Regions from separate parts of the Homo sapiens genome. Here region 2 is linked to region 1. The links are chromatin loops, found by intact Hi-C in ENCODE. Cell type or tissue: heart left ventricle. All regions are shown on one strand. Each heading gives the region's core, and the rest is flanking DNA. Links, peaks and the distances in the headings are about the cores only.

Region 1 (2,901 bases), core at 229-2,728:
GAATGGATGAAAATGTCCCAAGGTTGGGGGCCGGGCGCGGTGGCTCACGCCTGTAATCCCAGCACTTTGGGAGGCCGAGGCGGATGGATCACGAGGTCAGGAGATTGAGACCATCCTGGCTAACACAGTGAAACCCTGACTCTACTAAAAAATACAAAAAATTAGCTGGGTGTGGTGGCGGGCGCCTGTATCCCAGCTACTCGGAGGCTGAGGCAGGAGAATGGCATGAACCCGGGAGGCAGAGCTTGCAGTGAGCCAAGATCGTGCCACTGCACTCCAGCCTGGGTGACAGAGTGAGACTCTGTCTCAAAAAAAAAAAAACGAAGAAAATGTCCCAAAGCTAAAGTACCCCAAGGCTGGACCTAATATCTGACAAGGCAGGTTGACAAGGTGGGCAGGTTACAGAAGACTCACCAGGGGCAGAAAGTGGTTTGTCGTGTCATAGAAGATCTGGACATAGGGCAGCACCGGCAGATTGGGGTCACCAGCAGCCACAGCCACACGGAATGCCTCGGCCACACGGTGTTGCACATACATCTGTGACTTCCCTGTGCCCTCCAGCACTGCGGGCATGTAGATGCTGGGATAGAGGGCACGGCTCTGGCCCCACAGCCACCCTAGCTGGTCATTTTGGGCACGGATGCCTGATGGGCACTGGCCGGTGTAGTTGGGGCTTAGAAAGTCATAGTTGTAGCAGTCAGGGAAGCCATAGAAGCCCCAGAGGCCGCGAGGACGCAGTGCCCGCCCCAGCTGGAGGGTGCCTGCCATCCAGGCCCGTGCAGCTCCCTGGAACTGGTCCTGGGCTACTGCCTCCACCTGAGGAGCTGGCCAATCAGGGTGCTGTGCCTGTACCAGTGCCCGTGAGCGCTGCCGGTAAATGTCCTTGGTGTCCCAGTTGAAGGCCCAGCGTGGGCGCCATGCCTCCCAGTCGATGACTGCCAGCCCTGAGAAGTCAGGAGCAGGTATGGCAGCCAGGATGTCCTGGAATGTGCGGGCCAGGTGGGCAATCAGGCTGGCATTCTGGGGCAGACCACCAAACACAGGCTCCCCAGTGGGCGTGTAGTAGGGGTAGGTGCCCAGCTGGGAGCTATAGAAAATTGTCATGTCAGGGCCGCGGAAGGTCTGCCCTGGGTTGGCTACCACATCGAAGACACTGACATCCACGTCCACACCGTGCCTCTCCAGGCACCACTGGGTGTTTGCATTCCAGACGGTGGTGAAGGGCCGGTTGGGTAGCAAGGGGCCCCTAAAGCCTTGGGCCATATCGAGTAAGGTCAGGAAGAGGGCGCAGATGGGAAGCAGGTGGGCTGCCATGGCACGGGACTGGTCGAGGACAACCTGGCCAGGGGAGGCAGAGCTGAGAACAGGTTGCAAAGTCTCCGATTCCCCCACTGCTCAGGGCTGGGGGGCTGAGCCCTTGCGCATTAATCCACCGCTGCTCTGGTTTCTGTTAAACATTGACCTGCAGGGCTCCAGGAGGGCAGGGGAGACGCATGGAGGGGAGCATGGCCACTGGAGGGCACATCCGAGTTGCCTCTCAGACCAGGCCTCTGCCATCTCCCACAGGACTTGCTCTAGCCTAAGCTCGCCCACCCCTGCTTCCCCATGAGCCACTGAGGCCATGACATATGTTCTGGGAAGAGTGGCTGACAGCCAGGCCCTCAGCCCCCAGGCTGACCCGACCAAGGGGGGGAGGCCTTCCTGTCTCTTCCACCAGAAATCCTGGCAGCCACTGGAGGAAGATCCAATGGCCTCAGTGACCAAGGACAGGTCAACCCAGCCCTCCTGTACACCCGCCAGTCTGCCCGCTCGTCCCTGCTGACCTTGGGGCTGAAGGGCCTTATCCTCCAAATTTCCTGACCCCAGGATGGGGGCCTAAGCAGGGCCTGGCCAGATTCCACCCCAGCTGCACCAGAGACTCCTGGAGGAAGGAGCCGCTGCTGGAAATTCTGAGCTTTTGTAGGGGGTCACCCCACCCAGGCCAGGGGCGGGCCAAGGGGCGGGCCTTGGATTAGGAGGCCAGGCCAGCCAGGCATCAGGGCTACCTCTGAATCCCTGGCAAAGGGATCTTGGTTGGGGGTGGGGCTGGGCCAACAGTGGCCCCTCCCACGCTGTCAGCACTAGGGCAGGGCTTTGTGGCCTTACCTAGGCTGGAGGAGGTGGGCAGGGGCAGACCCTGCTGGGCAGGCCTGTTTGTGACACTGGAGACCGGGTTCTTTCGTGTCTTGTGCTCAGGGAGTGTTCTTTGTCCACGTGGCTGCATCTGACATTGATGGGCCCTAGGCACTTTACTTTCGTGGATCTTTTCCTCCTTAAAAAAAATATTTTAAAATATGGCCAGGCATGCCAGGTGCGGAGGCTCACGCCTATAATCCTAGCACTTTGGGAAGCCGAGGTGGCAGATCACGAGGTCAGGAGATCGAGACCATCCCGGCTAACATGGTGAAACCCCTTCTCTACTAAAAATACAAAAAATTAGCCGGGCGTGGTGGCAGGCGCCTGTAATCCCAGCTACTCGGGAGGCTGAGGCAGGACAATCCCTTGAACCCGGGAGGCAGAGGTTGCAGTGAGCCAAGACTGCTCCACTGTGCTACTATACTCCAGCCTGGGTGACAGAGAGCGACTCCATCTCAAAAAAAAAAAAAAAAAAAAAAATATATATATATATATATATATATATATATATATATATATATGGCTATAGTCTTAGCACTTTGGGAGGCTGAGGTGGGAGAATTGCTTGAGCCCAGGAGTTCGAGACCAGCCTAGGCAATGTAGCAAGACCCCATCTCTACAAAAAAATTAAAAATTAGCTGGGCATGGTGGTATGTACCTGTAGTCCCAGCTACTTGGGACACTGAGGCAGGAGGAGTGCTTGAGCCCAGGAGGTCATGTCTGGGT
Region 2 (2,901 bases), core at 273-2,772, 48 kb before region 1:
GGCTAACACGGTGAAACCCCGTCTCTACTAAAAATACAAAAAATTAGCCGGGCGTGGTGGAGGGCGCCTGTAGTCCCAGCTACTCAGGAGGCTGAGGCAGGAGAATGGCGTGAACCTGGGAGGTGGAGCTTGCAGTGAGCGGAGATTGCGCCACTGCACTCTAGCTTGGGTGACAGAGCAAGACTCAGAACATTTGCTGCCACCTGTTCTGTGCCAGGCTTCAAGGACACAGTGATGAGTGGAGCAAAGTCCCCATGCAGTGACAATTTAGGGTGTTAGTGAAAAGGTAGAGGTGGAGTTGGCCCAGAGACAGGATTGCTGAGCTCTGAAGGAGAGTCAGCCAGGGGAGGAGTGGATGAGGGGATTCCAGGCAGGGGCATAGCATGTGCAGCATCTCGGGGTGGTGGGGAGCTGGCTGTGCTTGAACATAGGCTGTGGAGGCTGGCTGGAGGGGGCCACAGGGGAGGAAGTTATCTGGGAGGTGACAGGTGTGTGTGTAGGTCAGAGCCCCTGGACCTCAGCTGTGACCCTCGCTGGCCCTAGGCTGAGGAATTACAAGGGGTCCCAGGAATCCCAGAGGCATGACAAGCCTGCACCCTTTCCACAGTTCTGAACTCCTTCCCTGTGGTATCTGTCATGTACTTGGACTGGTGCAGGGTGCTGAGGACCCCACGGGGAACAGGATAGACAGGCTAATAGCCATTGAGGATGGCTGCAGGGGACATCCACAGGCTTTGGATGGTGTCACCAGATAGGCTGCTGTCCCTGTACTCTAGCCTTCCCCTATCTCTGCTTAAGCCAGTCCCCTCTGACTGGAACACCCTTTTGCTCCTATTGTTCATCCAATCCTGAGCCTACCCATAGGGTGGATTTCAGCAAGGGTGGGTGGGAGGAGGAGGAGGGTCTTGCCTGGCTGTGATTCCTGAGCCCTGTCCAAGCCACATGAACAGCCTCCTCCTACCCTTCTTACATGGCCTGAATGCTCTTGTGAATATGTACCCCCTACAGGAGCTGTGGAGTCACAGCCAAATGCTGTGGGGGCCCCCAGGCCTCACCACTGCCCCTCCCTGAGATCTCTGGCCCAGCCACCAGCGAGCTTGGGGTCAGAGCAGCAGGGACCTTGGTGCCCATGATACTCAAAGGAAGCAGGAATAGAGCCACCTCCAGGCCACCTCCTGCTTCTCCATCATCCTCTTTCTCTATTCTCCAGACATTAGGCACCCACTGTGTGCCCAGCACAGTTTTGGGAGTGAATACAGGCCCTGTTCTCCCAGTCAGGTTTAAGCCTTGATAGCTCCCCCTGGGAATGGGTTGCGGATTGGAACACCACAGGAAGCAGGGCTCCTTCAGCCCCTCTTCGCAGCAACCCTCCAAGTGTGCAGCGAGTCAGGGGGTCCCTGGGGCGAACCCACCTGTTGGGGAAAAGGGAGAGGCTGGTGTGGAATGCACCATGGTACCTCCACATTGAGGACTCTGGCAGTAGGGGGCGGGGCATGGTATGCGGGTCACAGCACATGCGTCATCCTTCCCCATGGCCCTTCCTGTTTTTCTGTTTTGTCCCTGCTACTCTGAGATCATTTCCCTCTGGCCTGGTTTGGCCTGGGTGCTGGTGGGAGCCAAGGGCCAGCCCCAGCAGCCTTGCCCCAGGAATGAAAAGTCAGCTCTGGGCAGCAGCCTGGAGGCCTGGGACCAGCCTCCAGGGCATGGCAGGGATATTGAGGCAGGCAGCAGAGGCAGGCCCTGCAGGGGTAGCCTTGATACTAATTAAGGGAACTGGTAATGAGGAGCCCCTGGGACCCCTGCCAAGCAGGTGTCTGTGCCCTCCCCCTGAGGAACCCAGATTTCATTGGGCGCTGGGCAAAGAGCCCACTGGACCTGGCAGGCCCCAACCTGTCCAGCACCACATCGAGGGACCGCACCCGGCTGCTCTGCGGCTAATGCCGTAATTGCGCCCATTAGCATCCTGAATCCTTCACCGAAGGACTAATTTGCCTCCTCCCACCCTCTTTGCCTATAGCTCCAACATCCTGGATCCTGTCCGAGGCAGGTCTGGCTCAGACCCTGGGTGCTGGAGCTTGGCTGGCTAGCTGTCCACAGAGCTGCACCTCCTCCCATTCCCATTCTACAGGTGGGAGGCCGGGGGCTCTGAGTTCAGGTTTCTTCATTTGAGCAATGAGGTAATGCAGGCAGGGGTTAAAGAAACAAGGGCTGTGCCTAGGCCAGGCGCAGTGGCTCACGCCTGTAATCCCAGCACTCTGGGAGGCCGAGGTGGGCGGATCACCTGAGGTTGAGAGGTCAAGACCATCCTGGCCAACATGGTGAAACCCCGTCTCTACTAAAAATACAAAAATTAGCTGGGCGGCAGGCGCCTGTAGTCCCAGCTACTCAGGAGGCTGAGGCAGGAGAATCGCTTGAACCTGGCAGGCAGAGGTTGCAGTGAGCCAAGATCATGCCACTGCACTCCAGCCTGGCAACAGAGTAACACTCTGTCTCAAAAAAAAAAAAAAAAAAAAAAAAAAAAAGCAAGGGCTGTGCTTGAGAAATGGCATGGGAGGGAAGGGGCCTCTTGCAGCTGGCCCAGGGTCCAGCTAAGGAAGCCCCATGCTGGCCCCCACTGACCCTCCCACCCCCCATCCCCAGCTACCTGAACGACCTGGAGCGTATTGCACAGAGTGACTACATCCCCACACAGCAAGATGTGCTACGGACCCGCGTAAAGACCACGGGGATCGTGGAGACACACTTCACCTTCAAGGACCTACACTTCAAGTGAGCGAGCATGTGGACAGGTGGGAGGGGCAGGACCTGCCAGCCTCTGGGGTAGCAGAGGCAGGGGCTGGTCCAGGATCCCCCAGCCCCACTGAGGTTTTACAAGGCTCATGTGTTCTGGGCAAGCACATC

Evidence for each region. Hi-C counts contacts between places; a loop is a spot of excess contacts. Peaks named below come from ENCODE experiments on the same cell type or tissue, not always from the same donor. Only the 100,000 strongest peaks of a DNase experiment are listed, where the experiment ranks them.
Region 2: it touches region 1 in a loop (2.4-fold over the local background); 14 of 110 quality-filtered maps call a loop at or near these places.

The regions. Positions count from the first base shown.
Region 1 is chr3:50,301,643-50,304,543 of GRCh38, forward strand. HYAL1 (hyaluronidase 1) reads right to left here and starts at 1,932. Exons shown (of 4, transcript NM_033159.4): 1 at 1,824-1,932; 2 at 415-1,338. The coding sequence starts at 1,314. RefSeq lists enhancers at 1,416-2,350, 2,168-2,337. In heart left ventricle, for the core only: a CTCF peak has its summit at 1,506 (motif pointing right); DNase peaks (open chromatin) are centred at 529, 989, 1,579 and 1,999; H3K4me3 peaks cover 2,078 bases; H3K27ac peaks cover 2,267 bases.
Region 2 is chr3:50,253,552-50,256,452 of GRCh38, forward strand. GNAI2 (G protein subunit alpha i2) reads left to right here. Exons shown (of 9, transcript NM_002070.4): 5 at 2,641-2,769. Among named protein-coding and RNA genes, the nearest start is that of LINC03143, 5.2 kb to the right of the region's middle. In heart left ventricle, for the core only: no CTCF peak of the experiment used is centred there; a DNase peak (open chromatin) is centred at 1,490; H3K27ac peaks cover 2,500 bases.